3 separate regions of the Mus musculus genome follow, and all the other regions are linked to region 3. A link is a loop called in an ENCODE intact Hi-C map of the cell type or tissue named here. Cell type or tissue: heart. All regions are shown on one strand.

Region 1 (8,000 bases), 890 kb after region 3:
CTTCCCTGCCCCCCTCTCAAATCTTTGGCAGAGTTGGGGGTATATACTAACACAATAGAATAAATTCAGTCATAGAAAGAAATGAGGTGGGCTGGAGAGATGGCTCAGCGGTTAAGAGTACTGACTGCTCTTCCAGAGGTCCTGAGTTCAATTCCCAGCAATCACAACCATCTGGAATGGAATCCAGTGCACTCTTCTGGTGTGTTTGAAGACAGCTACAGTGTACTCATATAAATAAAAAATAAATTTGAAAAAAAAAGGAAAGAAATGAAGTATGAATATACCACAGCTCTAGGGAAGTCTGGTCTACAGAGTGAGTTTCAGGACAGCCAGGACTATTCAGAGAAAGCCTGTCCTGAAAAAAAAAAAAAGAAAAAAAAACCCTAATAAATTATATATATAGGTGTGTGTGTATGTACATATATGTATAATTTATTTTGATATAATTTTAAAAGTACACAAATCAGAATCAGAGGGATTTGGTGTTTTACCAGCAGTCTGTACCCTTCAGCAAACACTGCACAGGGCTCGTTCTTTATCTGTGTTATTCTGAACACCACACTCTTTGACCCAAGAAGATCAATGAACTAAAAAATCCAGAGTACTGAGCTTGAATGCTGTTTCTGCCAATGATTCTGTGGTATCAGGCAAGTCAATGGACATTTGTTAAAAGAAAATGTTACCTGAGCATGTGGTACATGACTATAACCCCCTGGTCAGAGACAGGATAATTAAGTGTTTACATGATTCTGTCTCAAAAAAAAAAAAAAAAAAGGTGCACATGGGGGAGAAACAAATTAATCCTCCCTTACCCTAGTTTAATTCATTGGAGACACACACACATACACACACACACACACACACACACACACACACACACGCTGATTTCTATGCACCAGTTTGTTTGTTTGTAAACATGGTTTCTCCATTTAGCCTTGGCTGCTCTGGAGCTCACTTTATAAACTAGGCTGGCCTCGAACTCAGAGGTCTGCCTGCCTCTATCTCCTAAGTGCTAGGATTTCAAGTGTGTGCTCCCACTTCCCAGTCTGAAGCAGAGGGTTGTAAGTGGTACTCCCCTCAAGCATAGCAGGGTTCCCAGACAAGGACCCCAGTTCAATTTAGTGAGAGCAGCCTCACGTCTGTAGGAACTTCAGACAACTATGTTTGTGTCATTTAAGAACATCTACTAAAGAATTATGCCACCAGGATTTCAGGCCTTACCCAAGAGCAGCACCAGTATACTTAAAAAAGGGATGATAACCAAAAGCTAAAGCTAGATTGAATTCTAGTTCTACCACATACCAGTTGGGTGACTTTTGATCTGATATAAAATTTCCTTACCAATAAATGGGGAGGAATATATATTTTATAGGACTGTAGGTAAATTAAACCAAATCTCATAATTAAGTTGTAGTGACAGTGCAAGCGTAAGTATTACTATATTATCTATGAATATATTGGAATTTTTAAGTACAATTTGAAAAACCAAATGATGGAAACTCAAGAAAATTCATAAACTTGGAATTCATAAAGTTGGAATAAACAAGTATACATAAAATTTAGTGAAATTGAAGCAAAAAAGCAGGACAAACACTTCTAACCCCAGCATTATGAAGCCCAGGAAAAAAGGACTGCCTAGAGCCAGCCTGAGACACAGTTGCAAAAATAACCCCAAAAAACAAAACACAAGAACAAAACAAAAAAAAATCAGTTTGGGTATGGTGGTGAATGCCTACAATCCCAGCACTCAGGAAGCAAATTCAGGAGGATCCAGATCAGTCTGGTCTACATAGCAAGTTCCAGGCCAGCCACAGCTGTACAGTAAGACCCCTGTGTCCATCAAACCAAGGTAGGAAGGAAATGGTAAGTAAAAAGCCAGCAAAAGGAGAAATTTTTTTAAAAAAGCTTTGAAACAGACAGAAATGAGATTTGTCAAATCAGGACTGAAAATAGAATCCTAGAGTGACAATATACACAACTCAAGGGTAAGTAGGGTGATGCCCATAAACCAAATGCTAGTCTCTGTCTAGACACCCAGTCGTACTCCCTGGAGCCCTACCAACTAACCTTTTAGTATGCCTCGCTTAGTAGCAGGAATGCTTAAGTCTTGGTTTTCACATTTACTAAAATAAAATATTTCCTCTGCCTTTGACATACAGAGCAAAAATACAGATTTCTAGGACTCTCAGGTTCCTCAGCCACAAGGCACAGTGGAAAAATGGGACAGTAAGTTCTCTTTCAGCTTTATGATTCTAAAAGGAAGACTCTCTTTTACTATTACCATGAGACTTCTTAGAAAGGCTAGGCACCAATAAGGAAGCAGAAAAGGAAATGAGACACTTGAGGATCACACAGAGAAGCATTTTTCTGTAGGGTCTGGTGACTGAGGCACACCTGTAATCTCAGTACACAGGTGGGTGAGGTAGGAGGACCAATTCCAGGCCAACCTGGGCTATAAGCAAGGCCCTGTATCAAACAAAGAAAGAAAGGGCATCTTCCTAAAGCATTATCTTTTCCAGGACAAGCAATGACCTAAATCAATAAAACCAAAGCAGTTACTTAAAAAGGATAAAGAACCAGCAACTATAAAATTGTTTAATGAGTAGATCTGCTCTTGGTATGGTTCTCCCAATTAATCATTTTCAGAAAACTTAAGTTTGATAAAGGGAGGAGCTGAAGTTCACTTAAACTTACCTGAAACATGTAGAGTTAGTTTTAAAACTAGCATTTAATATATCTGTACAGGTGAGTGCCAGTGTACTGAAAGATCCAACTGTAATTAGGAAAAAAACAGCTCCTAAGCGAGGTGTGGCAGGAGGATCAAGAGTTCAGGGTTAGGCTTGGCTTATAAAGTGTGACCATATCCCCCCCTTCCCCCAAAAAATTAATAACTAAAAAAAAAAACACATGAAGAATCATTACATTTATTTTTATACTTCAGGCTAATTTTCCAAAATAATGGTATAGGTCAGCTTCCAAATTTTCTTTATGTTAAAAGTTCAATCTTTATGTCTTTTCGAGACCAATCTTTATTTTATCTTATAACAAGCTTTCCATTTTACCTGCTATTATGCCTCCTCAGTCAATTTTTTTCTATTATAGATCATAACCTCTTGGATTCAGATTTTACCAATCATTTTAATAGCAGGACTCTCTCTCATCTCCTATACTCAGTCTTCACAGAACTGCATACATCTTTTCTTGCCTTTTGGTCAGTCTGTGGAAATTCTTGAAATATATCTACCAGCTTCTCTCTCCAATCCCAAATCCAACATAGGTCTCTTTTCTCTTTACCATCAGTAGTCCTCCAAATAGCCCAATGACTATCCAGTTCTCTCTGCCTTCCAGCAGCTCTTACTAGGATGTTCAACTATCACGATTTCTCCAGCAGGCAAGCATCCTATAACTATAAATGACACAGCCTGTCAGGGATCTAAATTTCTAAAGTTTCTTTCATTAGCTCAGCTTTTATATTGGGAGTGTAGCTCAGTGATGTGGCATTTATCTAGTTCTGGGTTCCAGCCTCAACACCACAAAAATTAATAAATGTTTCTAACCCACACACATAAGCACACACACACACTCAAGCCCTACTCCCTTTCCAGCAAACCATTTACTCCCATTTTATTGTTAAGTGGTTACTCCCAGTGCTTCACTAAGTCTAATTCTTAGACCAATAGATAGTTTCCCTCAGGTCCCATTTGCTTGGCAAAACAAAACAATTGACAAAATCTTCTTTGGTTTTCAGATTTTACCTCTCCAGTGCTTCCATTTAACAAATCCTACTCGAAATTATTTCTCAGTCTCTGGGATATCAGTGGTCACTGTTCCAAACTCAGCTGTCTTCCTCATCACACCCCCCCTATTTCCCTAGCCTCTGGGCTCACTCCCTTGATAACAGTCCCCTAGCCATGTTCTCTGTCTTTCCTTAGGCCTATTCTCCAAGTTTTCTGATTCACCCCCTCATTCTCTGAACTTGACTCTTACACTTCTGGAAACTTTCTCTAGAACCTTCTACTCCCTAGTCTTTGCCTCAGATGTTTTCTATAACCCTCAGGTAAAAACCTTCTTACTCCTGGCTCACTTACTTGATTCCCCAAACCCGTCAACTTTTCTCTCAGTCATTCCCTATTCCCCTCAACGATGCCAGATTTCTCCTCATCTCACTGATTCACTCTTTCTCCCAGACTCATCACTTCTAGAGTTGATTCCCGTCATCCCTTAGATTATCCTTTCATTTTCTCAACCTTGTCCTTATTCCCCTTCTCCAACAATGTTATCAGTCCTCCAGTGGACTACTCCCTTAGCGCCTCACCTAGTCCCCAAATCTACCTTCTACTCTATCTAAACACCTCCAGGCCAAGGCCAGCATTTCCTCCAATTCACAGCGTCCCTTCCCGTGGCACTCTGAATGCCCAGACACCAATCTCCAATGGCCTGGGCCTGGTCTCCTGGGAGAGTGGTACAAGTCACGTACCCCATCCGCATCTTGGCTCCGCTCTGACTGCCCCCGCTGCCGGGTAGAGGAGGGCGAGAAGGTAGGCGGCCGAGGTGCATGCTTTTTTCAAGGGCCGACATCAAAGGGAGGCCGCACGTCGACAACAGTGGCCCAAGGTCCGTCCCACGATACGTGCAGTACAACCGGTCACAGCTCTCTCCTCTAACGACGCCCAGTCGCCTTTGGACAGCAACCAGCCACCGGCAGCGCCGCCTACCGCCCACTGGCTCAGTAAGCCCCGCCCCCTCGCCGCAGCGCTTCCACCGGAAGTGCGCAACAGCCTTCGCACAAAGGAAACTGGGTAACGGAGTCTGCGGATCTCTCAGACTCCTATCAGAGAACTCGACAACCCTAGCAGGAAGAGACCTCTTGAAGGCAATGCATGCTGGACAATGAAGTCCTCAAATAGTGTATCAATTTGCGCTTGCGCAGATGCAGGTGCCCTGGTCCAACTTGGCCAAGGTAGGGAAGCAAAGCATCATGGGTGTTGTAGTCCATTTGCAGGGGCTCTAATTGGCGCCTTCTTTTGGCACCGCTTTCCGGGAACTGTTGGTGAAAGAGTGTTTCTTCCTGCGTCCCAGGCTTCCCAGCGGCGCCCGTTGCCGGGGAACGCAGGCGCCGTGGGAAGGGATGGCGGGAGCGTACAGCTTAGGAGCTGGCACCTGCGTTGAATTTGTGACGAAGGGCCCAGGCTCGGGATGAAACAACGGAAAGGCCAAGGGCCTGGGGGCGGCCGTGGGCGCAAAAAGAGAGGTAACTTTATTTCTTTAAGGTTGAGAAAAGCATAAAAGGGCTAAAGAATTCTAAGGAGACTTCCACCCGCTCCGGTTAAACAAAACAAAACAAAACAAAAGAGGACGGAAGAGAGACTAACTAGGGAACCAGAAAGTTAAGAGAATTTTTTTTTTTTTTAAAGAATGGAAAGGAAGTAGCGCCTGAGGGTCGATAAATGAGGCAAGTGAGGATTAATAGATACGGATAGGAGAACAACAAAATTAAACGTGCTCTTTTTACGACAGGGATACACGTATGTGTGTTAGAGGTATTCGGAGTAGGGGGAAGGGACATAACTCTGTCCGGAAAAACCTTAGATGGTGAAAGGGTGTGTGATAGAGGACATCGTGAAACCTGTAACCCAAGCTTACTCAAAAAGCAAATAAAACCACTTATATATATATATACCCTTCTACTTCTCTGATTTTTTCCTTGGGAAGCGATTGCGCTTCATAAGAATATACTGAGATCTCATCAGGAATCAATACAAGGAGTTTTTTCAACTAAAACAGTTTGTGTCCTGTAGCATGAAGAAAAAGATCTACCATAAAGCGCAGGGATAATTCGTTGAAATGGAAACATATGTGCATATATGGACTGCTCCTCACTTAGAATGACTTGAATCCAACTTAAATCCTCTTAGTTATCCAGCTCCTATAAGGGGGCCCTATGAACCCCAGGCTGGCCTTGAACTTGATCCGCCTGCAGAAAAACTCTTGGTTTTTTTTGTTTTGTTTGTTTGTTTGTTTGTTTTGTTTTTAAGTCTTCTCTAAATCTTTCAGAAAAGGTACTGACTGAAAGGAAAGCCAGAGTTGTAACTGATCGCTTCATTTACATATTATTCATCACCTTTCTGAACTCTAGTAAGATTTGACGTTAACATTTTGAACCCAGAACCAAAGGTAGCAGCAAACCTAAAAATGTTAGTCTCTGTCCTTGACTGTATGGTCTTGACAGCAAAGACAATTTAAGAGTGAGATAAAGAGCCTGCTGTGGTGGGCTAGCCTTTAAGCCCAGTACTTGGGAGGCAGAGGCAGGCAGATCTTTGTGAGTTCAAGGCCAGCCTGGTCTACAAATCAAATCTAGGCCAGCCAGAGCGGGTTACACTGAGGATCCCTGTCTCAAAACAAACAAACAGAACAAAAAAAGAGTGAGGTTAAGAATAATGTATCTTCTCCATTATTTTATTTATTCATTTTACATCCCAGTTGCTGCCCCCTCTACCGACCTCACAGAGTCCCTCTCCCACGATAACGTATCTTAACTGTGGTCAACTATGGATTTACAACAGTATTAAACAAAACTTCCAACTACGGAGATTTTAAAATCTGTCCACTGGTTTTATTGTCTTTATGCTTTTCAAATAATATCTTTCAATTAAAGAAAAGTTTGGATTAACATAAGTGACCAGGTAGGTTATTTTATGGCCTGTTTTTCTAGTTACTTCTCAGTTCTGTTAGGAAAAGCCTTCTCTGTCGACACTGAGTTTTATTTTTCATTCAAAGAATATATAGGGTATATAGACCTTATCCCAGCTCTCAGGAGGAAGAGGCAGGTGGATCTCTGCGAGTTTGAGGCCAGGCAGTTTTAAGTAAGTGAATTCCAGACAAGCCAGGATTACCTAGTAAGATGTCTAAAAAAAAGAAAAAAAAAAAAAAAGAAAGAAAGAAAAAGAAAAAAAAAGCAGAAAATTCTGTTTTCCATAGTTGGACCAGATTTTGACTGAGTGTGTTGTATTCCTCGTAGGTTTGAGTGACATTTCACCGTCTACAAGCCTGCCACCTCTGGTTGAAGGGCAGTTACGCTGCTTTCTCAAACTCACTATTAATAAGGTTGTATGGAAGATTGCGAAGCCTCCTACTTCTGTACTTGTCCGAGTAAGGTGGTGGGGAGAAACATCCGATGGAACCCTCTTTTGTCCCAGAGATGCATTACAGACTGAGCCAAAAGCTGTGAGAACAACTACCCGTTACGGGATTCGCTGTGGTCCAAAGCAGTTTACCTCGTATCTGACAGGTATGGCTTTGTTGTATTGTCTTAACTGCAAACCTGACTTGAAACGTGCTTGTTGTCAGCAGCCCATCAATTAAACAGACACCATCTTTAAACTGTCTTTCCTGCCAAGAACATACAGTCAAGGACAGAGACTAACATCTTTTGATTTTCCCACCACTTTTTAGAGCTGGGTTCATAATAACTTTGAATCTCACCAGATTTCAGAAGGATGGTAAATCAAAAGGTAAATGGTATTTATTTGTAAAACTTGAACCCTCAAAGGAGGAGGATTAGCAAGTCAGTAAGAAAAAAAAATGTCTCTTTTAATACAGGAATCAACACTCATGCATTTGTCAGTACATCCTGTGAGATAACTATACATCATATGAACATTCAAGTTGGCATGAGAACTGTAGGATTTAGGGAAAGTAACTTTACATTTCTGACCTATCTCCTCACCTGTAAAATGAGATCAGATGCCTGCTCTTTGACCTTTGGGTGTTTCCTGAAGAAGCAGCATGCTTGAGTTGAAAGAAACACAGCTGAAGTCTAGACAGTTACGTTTGAACTCTAACTTCAGACCTGGATTGTTGTGTGATGGATGCTAGGAGGTGGTGTTTGTTGTTGTTGTTTCGAGACAGGGTTTCTCTATATAACTCTGGCTATACTGGAACTCACTCTGTAGACCATGCTGGTCTAGAACTCAGAGATCCCCCTGCCTCTGCCTCTGTCT
Region 2 (8,000 bases), 380 kb after region 3:
TAGAGCCTGCTCTTCACCCCTTTCTGTCCCTGAAGGTAGAATATCAGCTCGATTATTCTCTCCGAAGTAACCATAATCTCAGCTGTTAGTAATGTTTCCTGTAGAACTATCATTTATTGAGTGCCTACTGTGTGCTAGGCAGTGCCCTACATGCACTTACATCCACCCATTCTGTGTCTGTCTCAGGATAATGCTGTATAGACAAGAAAAGGAATTTTTCAGAAGCCAGAGAGCATAAGTCAGAACACACTTAAAACCAACTTTTTAGTTTTTTAAACTTAAAAGCATGTTTCCAGTTTGACAATGTGATTTTTATAAATATTGAGAGAAAAAAATATTGAGCACCAAAAAAACTTGACACTGAAACTAAGGCATATAAGGAAAATAGACCTGGGATATCTCATAGTAATATCACTTTATGCCATATTACATTGCATTATTTAGTTTTTATACCTACATATTTTCCATATGTGTACAGATGATCCGCCAGATACTGAATTCGCTAGACATTTTGTTTTGTTTTTCTGAGACAGGGTCTCACCATTAGGTCTAGCTGTCCTGAAACTCACTGTGTAGACAAATTGGCTTCAAACTCCCAGAGATCCACCTACCTCTGACTCCTTAGTGCTGGAACCAAAGGTGTATAATACCATGCCCAGCCTCTGAATCGCTTAGCATGTACTCAGTCCTGTTCTACACACTTAGAATATACCTCTGAATGAAAGAGACAAAATGTTCTTGGCAAGGCTATGTTCACATGATCACTAAAGAATAGCAGATTAGATTTCATCCTCGATTAAGCAATTCCTGGCCACTCCAGTTGTAAGGGTCCAAAAATCACTGAAAGAAGACCCCAGGCTCAGAGAGTATACAAAAACAAAGAGCATTTATTCTGCAGAAACACCAGCATGCAGGGGCCAACCATTCTTTGAAATGGTGACCCCAGATAAACGCATGCAGGCCTTCTTATAGAGAACTGAGGGAACTCTCTAGAAGGATTAGGTGATCTAAAATTTCATTGGTAGGTGCTGGGGGTGGGGGTGGGGGGGGTCATAGGTGATCAGAAGTCTACATTCCCATGTCATGAGCATTCAATCGTGTGATGAAATAGGGCTGACCAGTGCAAATGGCCCATTCTGAGATCAGATATTTTCCTATTTTTGTGGTTATCTCCAGGCTGTTCTTTGGGAGAGGGTTTTCTGATCTTGTTCTGGATTTTATGGTCTGTTCCTAGAGCTGGTGCCTTATGACCTACTTTCTGGGACTTATGGTCTATTCCTGAAGCTGGTGTCTTATGGCTTTTTGGAAATCAAGCCTGGTCCTCAAAATGGAGACAAATGGGTGGGAAGTCCTTAAATGGGGACACATGGGGTTTCTATTGTCCTTTCACAGTTGTGTGTCTCATAACTTTTGGTTGTTACCACTCATCCCTCTTGTCACTTCTCTGTTTTTTTAGCACCCAGGTCTACTGGTACCCGCTCTGTGAACCTCCCTTGGTCCTTGCTTCTGCCTTCCTTGCAGACAAAGCAAAGTACGCCTGCAGCATTTTGCTTATGCATCTGTTTAGTTGAGGTAGCATTTATCAAGTGTCATCCTTCTGTAGGCCATGTCCTGTTTGAGATGCTGGAGATGAAGAGGTTACTGGAACCTAGGCTTGCCCTTGGAAGGCCTCAGCCCGGGGTGGGTGTAGTGGGGAACCGTCAGAAAAGCAGATCACTCTGATACATTGTAATCGAGTACCTCCATTAAGAAATAGGCCTGAAGGCTAGAGAGATGGCTCAGCAGTTAAGAAGGAGCACTTGGTATTTCTGCACAGGATTCCAGTTCAGTTCCTAGCATGCATTTGAAGGCTCACAACCATCTATAATTCCAGTTCCAAGTGATCCAGTGCCCTCTGTTATCGCCTGTGGGCATTGGGTGCACATGCACACATGTAGGCAAAACACATTAAATAAATTTTTTAAAAAAATGAAGAAGCTATCAAGAAATGAAGTGGGCCTGAGACGGTAGCAGAGGGTCAATCTGGGAACAGGGAGGTACAGGAAAAGAAACTGCCTGAATCACGATAAAGGCACAGGAAGGGAGTGTGCTGATGGCTGCCAATCAGGAGCATCAGTGCCTGTGTGGGGGTCCCATGTGGGGGTGATGCAGGCACACAGTTGTAGGAAAGAGACAAATAGACCAAAGATGCTGTGTGTTGGAGCTAGGAGGTACCAAAGTCAGCTTGACGTTAGCTTTCAAGTTTGAGAAAGGGTCCAGCGGTAGCTGAAGTTAACCCTTAAATCTGGACCTTGAACTTTCATTTTCTACCCTGAAGATAAGTTCATTCTCCTGCTGGGCGACATTCTAGAAAAATGTAACTAGGAGCTATGTCCCCTTCTGGGCCCTTTAGTTGCGTACCCATACCTTCCCATCTGTTATTATTCCTCATGCTGAGTTGGGATTCCTGTAATTATTTACGTCCTGGGTCATGCCTGAGATGGATTTATCCTTTGTGTTAAATGTATAGAGTTTATTTTTTCCCAGACTGGGTCTTCCCTTTCAGCTTTGACTTTTCTGCTTGGGCTCTGCAGAGATGTATTTCACTGAAATGACATTCTAGATGGCCCCTTCCTTTACCATTGGCCCTTTCTGTAGCCCGCTTAAACAATGCAGCTGCACTCTACTGTGCAACAGTGTAGCTCTTGTAAAGTTATGCCCATGTCTGTCTCTGTATCTTTTGGGTGTGCACAGGTGTGATATTCAGGATCAAGACCAGGGCCTTGAACAGACTGACTGCATTCCCTGCTCCCTGTCTCTTCATAGCTACCCCATCTTTTTCATGGAATTGCTTTCATTCTCTTATCCCCACTACACATGCCCTGACCCTTCTTCATACACAGTTTGGAGCATAAGGCTCCAATGATCCAAAATGTCGGATACAATTGCTAAGGTTCAAGAGTGCTTAACAATGGGCTAAAAGGAATTACATGATCTCTTTTACAGGTAAAGAGACAGGTAAAGAAACAAAAGCAAAAGGAAGGCAAAGAATCATTCCCGAGGTCAAAGATCAAGTAAGTACCAAATAGGCTTGTACCTACGCCCTAGTATCCTGGTGAATTGTGGGAGCCTTCCTAGTGGCTGCCATCTCTAGCATTTTCCTGACAGTGATTTACGCAGGCGCTCCCTGGCTAGCTGTCTGTCTCCTGGCTAGCTGATAGATTGGTTGATCTCCAGAGAGGTATCCTGAAAAACAAATCAACTGGTTTGTACCTGGTCACCTGCTCTTTTTTTTTTTTTTTTAAAAAAGAGAATTCTAGGCTCTGTGTCAGGTGTTAGGGTGTTCTAGTCTGGCTCTCTGTTGCTGTGATAAAAACACTGGCAAAAAAAAAAAAAAAAAAAAAAAAAAGCAACTTAGGGAGAAGAGGGGTTTACGTGTTTTACAGATCCTGATCACAGTTGTCAACCAGGGAAGCCACGGCAGGAACTAAACAGGGCAGGAACTGAAGCAGAGACCACAGAGGAACGCCTACTTACTTAGCTTGCTTTCTCCCACAACCCAGGATGCTTTCCAACTGAGACCTGGGCCCTCCCCACATCAGTCATTAATCAAAAACCATGTGGCACAGGCTTGTCCATAGGCCAGCCTCATAGAGGCATTTTCTCAGTTTATGTTCATACTTCCGAGATGGCACTAATTCTAGTTAGGGTCTGTTGACAAAAACAAACAAATCAGGACGTGAGTTGATATAGATGAGGTAATCGGAGGGGATCAGAATGCACACAGGCTCCTCACTAAACCAGAGAGCCCAGCCTTTACTTCCTCATCCAACAACAGGTTCCAAAGGAATCTGTTATGTGCTGGATTTGTGTTAGGATAAACAAACAATTAACTATGTAACACTGCTCTTTCCCTCGAGGGAAATTAGAGAGATGAGATTTACCTGCATCCTTTTGGTCCCAGGAGTACCACCACATCCTTCATCAGACTCTCATGTCTCTTAGGTACTTCTGATGCGCTAGATCCCACGGGGAGATCAGAGGCAATAGACTGACATGTTCAAACCCAGAGGTTCCCAGTCCCCTGGGGGGAGCTTTGCAGGGTTGCTGGTTATCTTGTGAGGTCGGAAGTGCTTGAGTCATAAAGGAGAAAATTACAAAGTGAATGAATTAGCTCAGAGTCTAGCAAAAGGACGATCGTTCCCCCCACCCCCCTAGAGAGATCAGTAAAGGCTCTCAGAGGGGTGGCATGTGCTGGGGTGGGGAAAGATGGCTTTCCTCCACGGACCTTATCCATGGCTTCAGGTCATCCTCACCACGGCTTTGTAGCAGAAACTAGAGCCGCACTTGAGTTCCTTGTTCAGGAACTGCCCACTTCCTTCTGCCTCACCTCAGGTTTGTCACTCCAAGGAAACCTTTTCCCAGGACACCTCGCTCCCTGCTTCCTCACTGCCCCTGTCATTTATGGATTCTTCCTATATACTCTAAGACTGAAGTCTCACAGCCTTCACTTAACTCCCTTCCTTCAGCCAGGGGGCCTCAGATGGTCTCACATTATCTGAAGCTGCCCCAAAGCAGGTTTTTTGATAACTAAAGTCTGTCAAGGAAAAATCTCTAAGTTTCACAATTTAAGAGACTCAGATCTCTGAGAGACAGGCCCCGCAACTGAATTTTAAGGGGTGAGATCAACCAAGGTGGACAGAGTGAGAAGGGATATGCTTTGCGGAAACAACACTAAGCACTAAGCACACGGACAAAGCTGGGAACACTGTTCACCACATACCCTCCAGGCTAAATGGACAGGAGTGGCTAGGCTGGCAAGGTAGGGTAGAGATGCCAAGGACCTTGGAGAACAGGTTTCAAGAACAAGATGGGGGGCCTTGGGTTCAGTAGCAGAGCACTTGCCCATTGTGTCTGAGGCCCTGGGTTCCATCTCCAGCAAAGCAAAAGCAAAATGTTTGTTTAGCTTAACAAACAAAAATGACTAGGGCCTATGGCTTTCCCGTGAGAATCCAGTCAGAAGAGTATGGTGGCAGTCTAGGTGGGGTACAATCTGAGGATGAACGAAGGCGGTGGAGAAGGGTAGTCTGCTAGACCATTGTGAATGGAAATTTTGCCACAGCAAATGACCAATAGAAGCAGAGGATAAAAAGAAAGGCTCCAGCCCCAGAACAGGGTCAGGCCACATTGGGCAGTCCCCTGCTGTGCATTGCCAGGCAACAGCAAATGCTTGTTGTTAGATTTGTAAAGCTAAGTAATAATAGTATTCTGGTGGGTTTTGTTTGTTTGTTTGTTTGCTTGTTTGTTTTTGAATAGAATTTCTTACTTTAACCCGTGAAAGTCAAAGGATTTTCATCATAGAAAACCAACAGGAGCCTTAGAGTTGACTATCTTCCCAGATATGTTTGGTTTGGCCTGCACATTGTTTCAAAAACGATAGATGAGTTGCTCATGCTTAAATAATCGGGTTCCATACCCTCCCCCTCCAAAAAAAGACAACCAGACTTCTCTTGGGGAAAAAAGGAGGGGCTGGGGGGGTGGGGGAATGTGGCAATGTTGACTCAGATTTCTGCTTGGCAGCAACTGGGAAGGACTGAATAGGAGCTGCTCCTGCAGGCATGTACACACACACACACACACACACACACACACACACGTGCGCGCGTGCACACGCACACATGCACACACATACACACACACACATACACACACATGCACACACATACACACACACACACACACACACACACACACACACACACACACACCCTCTGCTTCCCTCCTGTTGCTGGCACCCAGATTTCTTTTCTCTCTCCCACAGCTTACCCAACTCCTACAAAAGCCTGTATTTGCCACAGTTAGCTACTTACGTAAGTTTTTACAAGGTCTGACACCAGACAAACAAGGACCAATAAATACATACAGATGATTAGATAAATCCCAGGGGGTTTTTGTGTTTGGTTGGTTTGGGTTTTGTTGTTGTTGGTTGTTGTTGTTGTTGTTGTTGTTCTATTGTTGTTGTTGTGGTGGTGGTGGTGGGATTAAGCTCAAGCTCTTGCACACGCCAGGCAAGGCCCCTACTGCCCTCAGCTCTTAGTCATTATTCCTAAACTCGGCAAGCTCTTTAACTTCCTGTTTCCTGAGTGACAAGTGCTACATTCCACTGTGATTAGGGGGAGCAACTCTTCTGAGGAATTATTCTGAGGACAGTAACAACATGAGCTTTAAAAATAAAAGCCCAACTCAAACCCTGGAGGCAGAACCTCTTCCCAATTTCTGTCTGTATACATGCACGTACACACATTTCTTTCTGCATACATGTATGTACATACATGTACAACCAGCAGGAAGTGAAAGGTTATTTCCTTTGTATTATTTTTATTTCTTAGGTGGTAGAGAAATGGGCCAGTCAGGATGTACAAAATGTCTTCCCTATTGTAGCTGTCCCTCCTTCTCCTCAGTGGAGGAGCCCCTCCCCTAGGTTCCAACTACCCTTCCTCCAGATGGGGTTAAGGCCGCCCATCTTTCTCATTCTCTCCTCCTCAGATCTGCTCCCTCCTCTTGGTGACAGATATATAGGCGAGCCTTTCTCATCCCGTTAACAATGGTCATCCCAGAAGACTCTCATTGTGTGCTAGTCAGGTGCTGTTTGCTCTCCCAAACCCACTCCCAAGCCTCTCTCGTTATATCATCACAACAGTTCCATGGAAGACGTCCACTTACTCTCTGCATTTCATAAAGGGAGAAACTGAGGCAGTGTGGTGCAATGTTAAGTAATTTAAGTGTCCAAGGCCACCCAGTAAGTATCTTGCCAGTATTTGGCCTATGCTCTGCATGTAGTGCCTGCCCTCCAAGGCTGGGACCAGCGTGAAAGCATTGGCTGCTTTTGCTCCCTTTGTGAGCCAGGAGCGTATCCCCAGATATTCCCCACACCCCACATCCCCAAATCCTACCCTGTCACCTGCTTCCTCTTCACCATGCCTTCCTGCTTATCTCAGCCTTCCCTTTCCCAGCACAGGTCTTTGGAAACTTTGCTTGTGGTTACCTTGCTCGAATTACTCTGCCTTCCTCCCTCTCCCAACTCCTTGGTATTTAGTTGTCCCTTTCCCTGGAAGCCTACTGTTATTCCTCATGGCCTGTGTTAGGGGTTAACCTTACCTGGCTTCCCAGCCCCTTCTCTCGGGGTGCTTTCTCTTTCTCCTGGTTTAGTTCCTGTGTTACGTGGGAACCTCGCACTGGCCTGGTACAGCACACTCCCTACTTGCAGTACCCATTGCCAGCCTCATTCATTGGCACCAATTTTGTCAGGCCTCCTTTCTCAAGCATAGCTCTTGTGCAAAACTCAGAAGTTGACTATATCTTCCAGTCACCTACAGTTTGAAAGCACAGCCAATTCCCCGAACCCCACTCCTCATAGCAAGTGCCCTTCAGGGGCAGGCACTATCTTTCCTGTTCTGCCTCTCTGGAAGAGTCCTTGACACACCCCCCTTCCTGAGACTGACAGCTTCTTCTTGAGCACCGCAATGCCCTCAGTTCTACGCTTCTTCCTTTTTGGACCATTTATTCTTCTCTCCGTCAGTAAATTGAGTTTACCCCTCAAGCCGGATTTATCCAGTCTAAACTTGGTTTGTGCATCACTTTTCCTAAAAAGTGAGCCCCATTTCTCTGAACTGGGTTAAAACAACGACAACTCGGCCCTTCACATGAGATCTGCCCACTCCTCTGAGAAGGTAGGATTGTCACTCCCCACTTTACTTTGAGTTTCTCAGTGGAAGAGAGGAACTTGCTTATCACACAGCAAGGCAAGGATTCAAGCCAGGTCCGTCCAAGCCTAATCTAGTATTCTGCTGAATGAAGACTGGTTTGAATTGGAAAACCCAGGTCCCACCTCCCTGATCTGTTCTCAGCAGCCCCATTTCTGAAGCAAAGCCTCTTGGTCCTTAGATGTAGGATGCTCAGGACACAGTGGTCTTGTTAGGCTCGTGAGTGTTAGGCACTGGGTGAAGGGGTCCCCTGCCCTT
Region 3 (8,000 bases):
CTTTTGCCAAGGGAACCATGTACAGCACCACAGAACATGGCACTGACAGGGACCAAGAGCAAGACGTGGCCATTCTGACTCGTCATCGTGTCATCACTGAAGGGCACAGAAGGCTATGTCTAACAACTGATATGACCATTTCAACAATGCTACTTTTCCCAGCCCCTGAAGTGAATCCACAACTCCTCCTGAACATAAGTCTATAGAAATGCCACTCTCTGCCCTAGGCATTCCTAGCTACCCAGTTCTTAAAGGGACTCAGCTACTTACCCTGTCTGAGGAGCACATGGCGCACAGCTGTGTCGACATAGTAGTTAACAGGGTCTCCACTGTGAATCATCAGACCATCCACAAACTTCATGGACTTGGCCCTCTGTCCTCGGAGCTTCCCAGACACCACAACCTCGCAGCCCTTGGCCCCACTCTCCATAATGAACCGAAGCACACCATAGCAGGCCCTTTGGAAGACAAGATTCATCTGGTATTACCAAAGACACAACCTGCCTATTTGGTTTTCACATTAACAACTCTCCAATGGTAGACAGAAGAAACAACCAGTTATACCAGAACAGCCATTCACTGACCAAATGCTTTCCAGCCTTGGCCTGCATACTAGAATCACCTCTAGAAAATTTTATACCCCCATGCCCAGGTCCTTCTCTAAGCCAGTTATCTGGGCTGGCCAAACTCAAAGAGAGGCATGTTTTTACATCTCTTACTAGTTAAACTATTACCATGCAGCATGCACATGACGTGACTGCATGGAGGCCAGGAGACAACTAGAGTCAGTTTCCTTCCTTTAGACACCAAACCCAGGCTGTCAGGCTCAACTTTGTCTGGTGGCCAAGGACCTTTGCTGTCAGGACAAGGTTGCAGAAGATCCACCACACTGTCTTGAGAGCTATGGATTAAAGGTGTGCAATACCACAAGCCACACCTGGCAGGAATATGCATTTTTTGAGAAGTACACAAAACTCTCGTAAGTGCAGGCCATGGGAGGCCCCTCCACCTCCAGAATCCACCCCACCAGGAAACCTAAGCATTAATAGCACCAAAAAACCCTTTTGCCTATACAACACTAGAAAGCTAGGAGTGGTGGCCCACACCTTTAATCCCAGCACTAGGGAGGCAGAGGAAGGAGGATCTGAGTTCGAGGCCAGCCTGGCCTAAGGTCACAGAGAAACAAAATCCGGTTAAAGCCAGGTGTAGTGGCACACACCTTAATTTCAGCAAGCAACCTGACTTGGAGGTCAGCTAGGCTATACAGTGAGACCCTGACTCTCAACAAAGAACCAAATTGGCCTTCTCAACATCTAATCCTTATAACAAAGGCAAGGTTGTACAACTCCTGAAACAATGTCAGGCCCCTTACCTGATCGTTACATCACTTCTCAGTGCCATAAAATTTACAGGAAACGTTGGGTTTTTGAGAGGGCCTCCCCTGAGACTAGCCTCTGTTTTGAGGCTAAGGCTGGCTTTGGAGCTTTGCATTGCTGATTTTCTACCTCCAGTGCGAAGATTGGGGGGTAGGCATTATGAACCCTGGCCAATTGCTAGTGTAAATGTCTTTCCCTTTAGAACTGCTATCTCTATATCCACACAGTGAATGCATTAGTTAGTAGAGCTGCATGACTTCTAGCTTGTTTTGAAACCTGCACTGCCAAAGCTACAACTCCCAACCAGATACTCCTCCCAGGTACAGTAACAGGCAGGATGCTTTCCTGCTCACCTATCAAGGGTCCTTGCTAAACCTCACAAAGCGGATGCCCCTCCCTGTTATGATTCTATCTACTCGTTTCATTCTCAACATACCCACAGCATTCCCTCGTCAGAGCACTGACCATTTTTTCGGGGCTCATCCCACAGCCCAGGCTGGTCCTCCCAGTGCTGGCATACAGGCATGTGTCACCAACAATAGGTCCTTCATCCACCAGCCTACTACTAGCCTAGTTAGCCTAACTAGGTTCAGTGGGGGGATGGGCTACACCACCAGAGACTAGATGATTCTGTCAATCAAGTTATTTGCTAACAAAAATGCTAGCACACACTAATCCACAGGAGGGCATGACCATCAAGTCTCAGGACACTCACCTTCGAACCGCAAGCCCTCCAAGGAGTTTGTAGCGTAGAGACTCTGCCTGGGCAATGGCACACAGACCTCTTGTGGCCACTTTCTCTGCATAAAGCTTTAAAGAAAGCAAAGTACATTCCTGTCACTCACCCATCTTCAATTAAGCCATTGTAATATCCCTTAGATACTCAAGTACCACGACTACCCACACAAGGCAGCGATGAAGGCTGAATCGCCCTTCTACTCTGGTTCCTCACAACCACACTAAGGATAGCCAGTCACCCATGCATTATTTCTACATTCGACCACCAGAATATCATACTGTTTGTGGTTTAAGACAGGGTCTCACTACAGCAGCCCTGACTAGCTCTGCCCCGCCGTCATCCTGCCTTCTGCGTGCCAGGACAAGAATATGGGCCCCCGCCATGCATGGCAATCGCTCTGCTTTTAAGGAAATTTTGGCAGAGCATCAAGTACCTGTGACTGTCACTGGCCATGTCAGGTTTTCAGAAGTACAATTCTATAGCAGAAGCCACATCCCAACTCAGTCTAAAACCCCCGGGAGATAAAGCAGAGGAACTCACCTCTACGCTGCCTTCAGGGAAGCCAAAGCGCTTCTGGACAACTGCGGTCAACTCTCTGATCCGACGACCCTTCTCCCCAAGAACATTCTGTGTCCTGTAGAGGGGAAGCGCAACCATTTACTCAAGATCCCACCTGCCGCCCACCACAACGCCAGCACACACGTTAAATGGAAGGTAAGTTCTTCCCAAATGCAGTTCTAACAAAGCAGTTACACCCACTGAGGCCAGATTTACTGCTTGGTTGGCCCAAGTTTACACAGCATCTCAGTACACACAGTATTTACAGGTGACAATCAATGGTATTTCTACCTGGTGGCTAAAATAATGATTTCTGTCCTGGTTGGTGTAACTCGGACTTCAACTCCAGAGTAGCCATCTTCAGCCAGCTCCCGAGTGAGAAATTCATTCAGCTCAGCTTTGAAGATGCCATCAGCTACAAACTGAACCAAAGGAAACAAGTTACCTCTGAGGTGAAGACAGGGTTAGTCAGAGCAAGCCCAATGGCCCTACAGAAAAGCAGCAACCCTTCTCAGACAAATGCCTCTTGGTCATCTTTAGGAAGTTTCTTTTGACCACAGTGCTTTCAGCTGTGCCACAGAACGCAGCATAGTGAGGCATCTTGGACAAAGACAACACTTCCTACTCAGACTCGTCATCACCTCTTCATCGAAGGGCTCTACGGCATAATCTACACCCAAGAGACAAAGAAAAATCTGTCTCCAAGTAGCACATGTACAGCTGGGACTGTAAGTTGTACCTCGGATAGGAGAGGAATCCTGACTCAAAACAGGTTTATCATCTGTGTGCATAAGCACAAACGACAGACCATCTATTTCTAAACCTGGCAACCTGCACACTTTTCCCCCATGAAATGATAACCACAGGGACGCTGCAGCTCCGGGTCCCGAGTGAACACGGCAGCAGTCAGTAAGTAGGCTTTCAACTATGGCCACTTGCAGGATCACGCGACTAAGAGAAGGGACTGCTAAACTTCACTTACTAAAGAAACTGGACTAGATCTGATGGCACACGCCCTCTAACTGTGCCACAGGATTACTATTATGGAGACCAAGAAACGCTCAAAGGTGTCTAGTCCGGAACTGGAGGCGCCCGGTGTTCGAGTCGGTCCAGAACTCGAGGAGTTTGTCCCTCCCTTGCCCAGGCACACAGCACTCGCCCGGCTCCGGCCCAATACACAATCTACGGCCATCCGAGGCTCGAAGAGACGGCAGGCGGCCCCAGACGCTCCACAGGACTGATCACGGAGCCACAGGCCTCCCTGGCACTTGTAGAACCCGCGGCGGACTCCCGAACCGGGCCCAGACGCTTACCTTCCTCTTCTTGGAAATCTGCACCGCCATCTTGCAGCCGCGCGCCGCTGAAAGGAAAGGAAGTGGCTCGCGGGCGGAAGTAGGTATATAGGGCGGGAGCAATGACGCCGCGCAGCGCGGCGACCCTTGCAAGTGTTCATGGGAAATGAAGTTTTGCATGGGAAATGAAGTTTTGCGTCTAAAACGGCGTAGGGGGGGTGTAACCTAGCAACCTGTAATGTAGGCGGAACAGGAAGTAGACATCTAGTTCCGGTCTGAAAGTGCTCTGTACTCAGCAAGCTTGGGGTTCCAGCACTAACGAAGTAGAGGGTCACAAGTTTAAGGTCATCATTGACTACATAGCGAATTCGAGGCCAGCTTGGCCTTTATGAGTTTCTGACTCAAAAGTAAAAACGTAAATAAATAAAAAATTTGAAAAGAGCAACCTTCAGACTAGAGGTGCAAACCACAGGCATAAGCACACACTAACAGATTTTACCACCTTCACGTTCACGCTAATGAAAACTTTCATTGAAATGTATTTAGAGGACCAGCTGGATGGCTCAGTAAGTTACAGAGTGAGTGGGACAGTAGAAAACCATGGCTGCGTATACATATATGCAAGCATAAAACACATGCGTGCGCACATGCACACAGATTTAATATTATTACAAAGGTAAACCCTGATCCATGAGATGGGCTTATTTGTAGGATTTCTGGTAGTGAGCACCTCCACTAGAACCTGTGGGAAAAAAAAATTTTATTTTTTGGTTGTTTTGTTTTGTTTTGTTTTTCCGAGACAGGAACTTTTTTGACTCGCAGCAGGGTGGAATACCAGCAGCAGGGGCTTGTCAAAATAATAAAGCACCAGGGCTTCGGGGACAGACTGTTGAATAGTATAAATCTAGGCCATAGGACCTTCCCTTCACACAGACCCTGATGTCCACACAAGCAAAAGTTCATTGCCCAGAGGCAGAACCTGCTGATATAACTTGTACTGCAGTGTGTGGCTCACTTCACACTGGAAACACGGGAGTCTGTTTCACCCTGTATTAATCCCACGGAACAAAAGTAAAAACTATTACTTAAACTCTTTTAGACAAATTAAGCAAGTTTTATTTTCTATCAGACAGGGCTATCTCCCTAAAGTGGAGTTTTAAAGAATAGCATCAAACATAGAAGTGGAATTTATATAACTCAAAATTTCTAAGACTAGGTGGTTTCCAAGGGAAGAGAGATTTCCAGGGGAATGTTGGCTACACAGGAACTTGGCAGAACATCTTATCAGGGTGGAAGTCAGGGTATAATGGAGTATGGAACATGTCAAATTCCAGAAAATGGGTTGACGACAGGATCAAACCCAAGTGTTACAGAAAACAGGAATGAACTTATTTTGACCTTGTAACAAGATGGCTTCTAATCATGGGACAGAGTCAGACTGGTCTGTCACCTGATGAAGCTGTTTCTCCATTTCTAGTGCACCACAGCCATGGCTGCCTTCTTATAACTATCTCCTTGTATCTGAAGACCTGTGCCAGCTACCCTGATGGCCGTGCTCAGAAAATTCAATGATGCCTCTCACACTAAAATCATGACTCAGGGCTGGAGAGATGGCTCAGTGGTTAGAAACACTGGCTTGCCTACCAGAAGACCCATGTTCAACTCCCAGTCCTACATGGCAGCTTACAACTGTGACTCCAGTTTCAGGTGCTCTGATACCCTTACACAGATATGCATGCAAGCAAAACACCAGCACGCATGAAATAAAAGTAAATACCTTTTTAAAAATGACTCTGCTGTTTATACTCAGGATGTCAATACTGATGGAGGGCACCTGACCTTGAGTGCTGAAGTCACAGCGGCCAGTCTCTGCCCTAGGTAAATTCCAGGGGTTCACAGTCTTATACACTTTCTCTCTTTCTTTCTTTCTTTCTTTCTTTCTTTCTTTCTTTCTTTCTTTCTTTCTTTTTTCTTTTCTTTTCTTTTTTTTTTTTTTTGAGACAGGGTTTCTCTCTGTAGCCCTGGCTGTCCTGAAACTCACTCTGTAGACCAGGCTGGCCTTGAACTCAGAAATCTGCCTGTCTCTGCCTCCCGAATGCTGGGATTAAAGGCGTGCACCACCACGCCTGGCTTCTACCTTAATTTTTGAAGTAGGGCCTCTTACTGAACCCGGGACTCTCCATTCCAGTTAGGCCTGCTGGCCATCAAGCTCCTAAAATCTTCCTGTCTCCACCTCCAAGGCTGAGGTAACTAACAGGCTTGTGTGACCATTACCCCACTTTACATGAGGGCTCCATGTATTTGAGCAGGACACTATAGTGGCAGGAGAATGTGAGAGGCAAAGTGAAGCAGGAACCTCTGAACTGAGCAAGGTGGCTCATGCCTGTAAGCTTGAAGTAGAATAAGGTAGGAAAACAGTTATTAGCTATTTGTCTAGAGACTCACTTAGTGACTTACTCAAAGCACTGCTTGTACTGCCTGTCTAGCAAGCATGACGTCATTTGCTACCTGGAATAAAATGATGTGGAGAAATCGCTGGGCCAATGGGTTACTGTGCTTAACTTGCTAACTGTCAAGTATGCTTCTGTGGAATCCTGCTTGCATTCCTGCCCCACCTTGTGTTTTAGGGTATAAAATGAGAATGCAAAGTAGACCAGGGAATCAAAGCTTTTCAGGGTCTCTCCTGGCTTCTGTCTATCTGGTGGCATCTCTCTTCCACTCTCGTTGGTATCAGAGGGCTTATTCCAGAACAATTCCCACAATAATCTAACATTTGGGAGGTGGAGCCAGGAGGATCAGGAGTTCAAGATTGTCCTTGGCTACAGGTGGAATGTCAAGGCCAGGCAGGGCTGCACCAGACATTGCTACAAAAATAAAACAAAACAATAGGAGAGGTGGCTCAGTGGTTAAGAGAACTGACTGAACTTTCAGAGGTCCTGAGTTCAATTCCCAGCAACCACATGGTGGTTCACAACCATCTGTAATGGGATCTGATACCCTCTTCTGGTGTGTCTGAAGATAGATACAGTGTACTCATGTACACTAAATAAATAATGAGAGAGAGGGGGAGAGAGAGAGAGATATGCATGGTGGCAAATGCCTTTAATCCCAGTACTTGGGTGGCAGAAATGGGATCTGGTGAGTTCAAGGCCATTTGGGACTACATAGTGAATTTCAGGACAGCAAAGTTACATAGTGAGACCCTGTCTCTCTCTCCCTCCCTCTCTGTCTCTCTCCCTCTCCCTCCCCCCTCTGTGTTAGAGACAGAGACAGAGAGAGCAACAGAGAGAGAGAAAGACAGAGAGAGACTTTAACCCAAATACTCACTCCTTATTCTTAGCAGCCAGTCTCCTTTTTAGTTAGTCCCTTGTCCCCTTCCCAAATAGATGATGATCCAGGCAAGAACTGTTCCCATCCTATAACCCTGCACCCCTTTTCTTCCCTACCAGCTTAATAACCTCCCCTCCACTTATTCTCTGCCATCCTTTTGGTGATCTCCCCTCATTCTGGCTCTTTGCTCCCAGATCAACATGGCACTCCCTTCTAGTTTGTGCCTCTTCTAGATGTTTCCGCAGCATCCTGTGTGCCCCCATCACACCCCTGGAGCTTTCATGGGGTGGCCAGAGCAGAGCTAAGTTTGTCTGAGGGTTTCTATTGCCGTGATGAAACACTGTGACCAAAGGCAAGTTGGGGGGAGGAGGTTTATTTGCTTACATTTCCAGGACTGGAACTCAACAGGGCAGGAACCTAGAGCTGATGCAGAGGCCATGACACTTGCTCCTCATGGATTGATCAGCCTCCTCTCCTATAGAACCAAGGACCACCAGCCCAGGGATAGCACCCCCACATCAATCACCTTCTAAGAAAATGTTTTACAGACTGGATCTTATAGAGCTCTCTCTCTCTCTCTCTCTCCCTCTCTCTCTCTCTCTCTCTCTCCTTTTTTGAGACAGGGTTTCTCTGTATAGCCCTGGCTGTTCTGGAACTCACTCTGTAGACCAGGCTAACCTCGAACTCAGGAATCTGCCTGCCTCT

What was found. A loop is a pair of places that touch in the nucleus more often than their neighbours do. Peaks named below come from ENCODE experiments on the same cell type or tissue, not always from the same donor. Only the 100,000 strongest peaks of a DNase experiment are listed, where the experiment ranks them.
Region 1: a loop joins it to region 3, with 8 times the contacts of the local background. A loop is called at or near these places in 2 of 42 quality-filtered maps.
Region 2: it touches region 3 in a loop (3-fold over the local background); 11 of 42 quality-filtered maps call a loop at or near these places.

What each region holds. Positions count from the first base shown.
Region 1 is chr7:100,367,246-100,375,245 of GRCm38, forward strand. It overlaps Ppme1 (protein phosphatase methylesterase 1), which reads right to left and starts at 4,651. Exons shown (of 14, transcript NM_028292.2): 1 at 4,478-4,651. The coding sequence starts at 4,578. C2cd3 (C2 calcium-dependent domain containing 3) reads left to right here and starts at 4,988. Exons shown (of 33, transcript NM_001017985.3): 1 at 4,988-5,251; 2 at 7,019-7,288. The coding sequence starts at 5,197. In heart, a CTCF peak has its summit at 4,728; a DNase peak (open chromatin) is centred at 4,846; H3K4me3 peaks cover 3,027 bases; H3K27ac peaks cover 2,601 bases.
Region 2 is chr7:99,859,305-99,867,304 of GRCm38, forward strand. Xrra1 (X-ray radiation resistance associated 1) reads left to right here. Exons shown (of 19, transcript NM_001164258.1): 2 at 2,986-3,053. It also overlaps a transcript of Spcs2 not described here. Among named protein-coding and RNA genes, the nearest start is that of Xrra1, 4.1 kb to the left of the region's middle. In heart, no CTCF peak of the experiment used is centred here; no DNase peak of the experiment used is centred here; H3K4me3 peaks cover 325 bases; H3K27ac peaks cover 894 bases.
Region 3 is chr7:99,479,606-99,487,605 of GRCm38, forward strand. Rps3 (ribosomal protein S3) reads right to left here and starts at 4,104. Exons shown (of 7, transcript NM_012052.2): 1 at 3,987-4,104; 2 at 2,965-3,095; 3 at 2,656-2,749; 4 at 2,092-2,186; 5 at 271-458. The coding sequence starts at 4,016. Snord15b (small nucleolar RNA, C/D box 14B) reads right to left here and starts at 102; the gene lies at 1-102. It overlaps Snord15a (small nucleolar RNA, C/D box 15A), which reads right to left and starts at 3,327; the gene lies at 3,180-3,327. In heart, no CTCF peak of the experiment used is centred here; a DNase peak (open chromatin) is centred at 4,116; H3K4me3 peaks cover 3,111 bases; H3K27ac peaks cover 2,347 bases.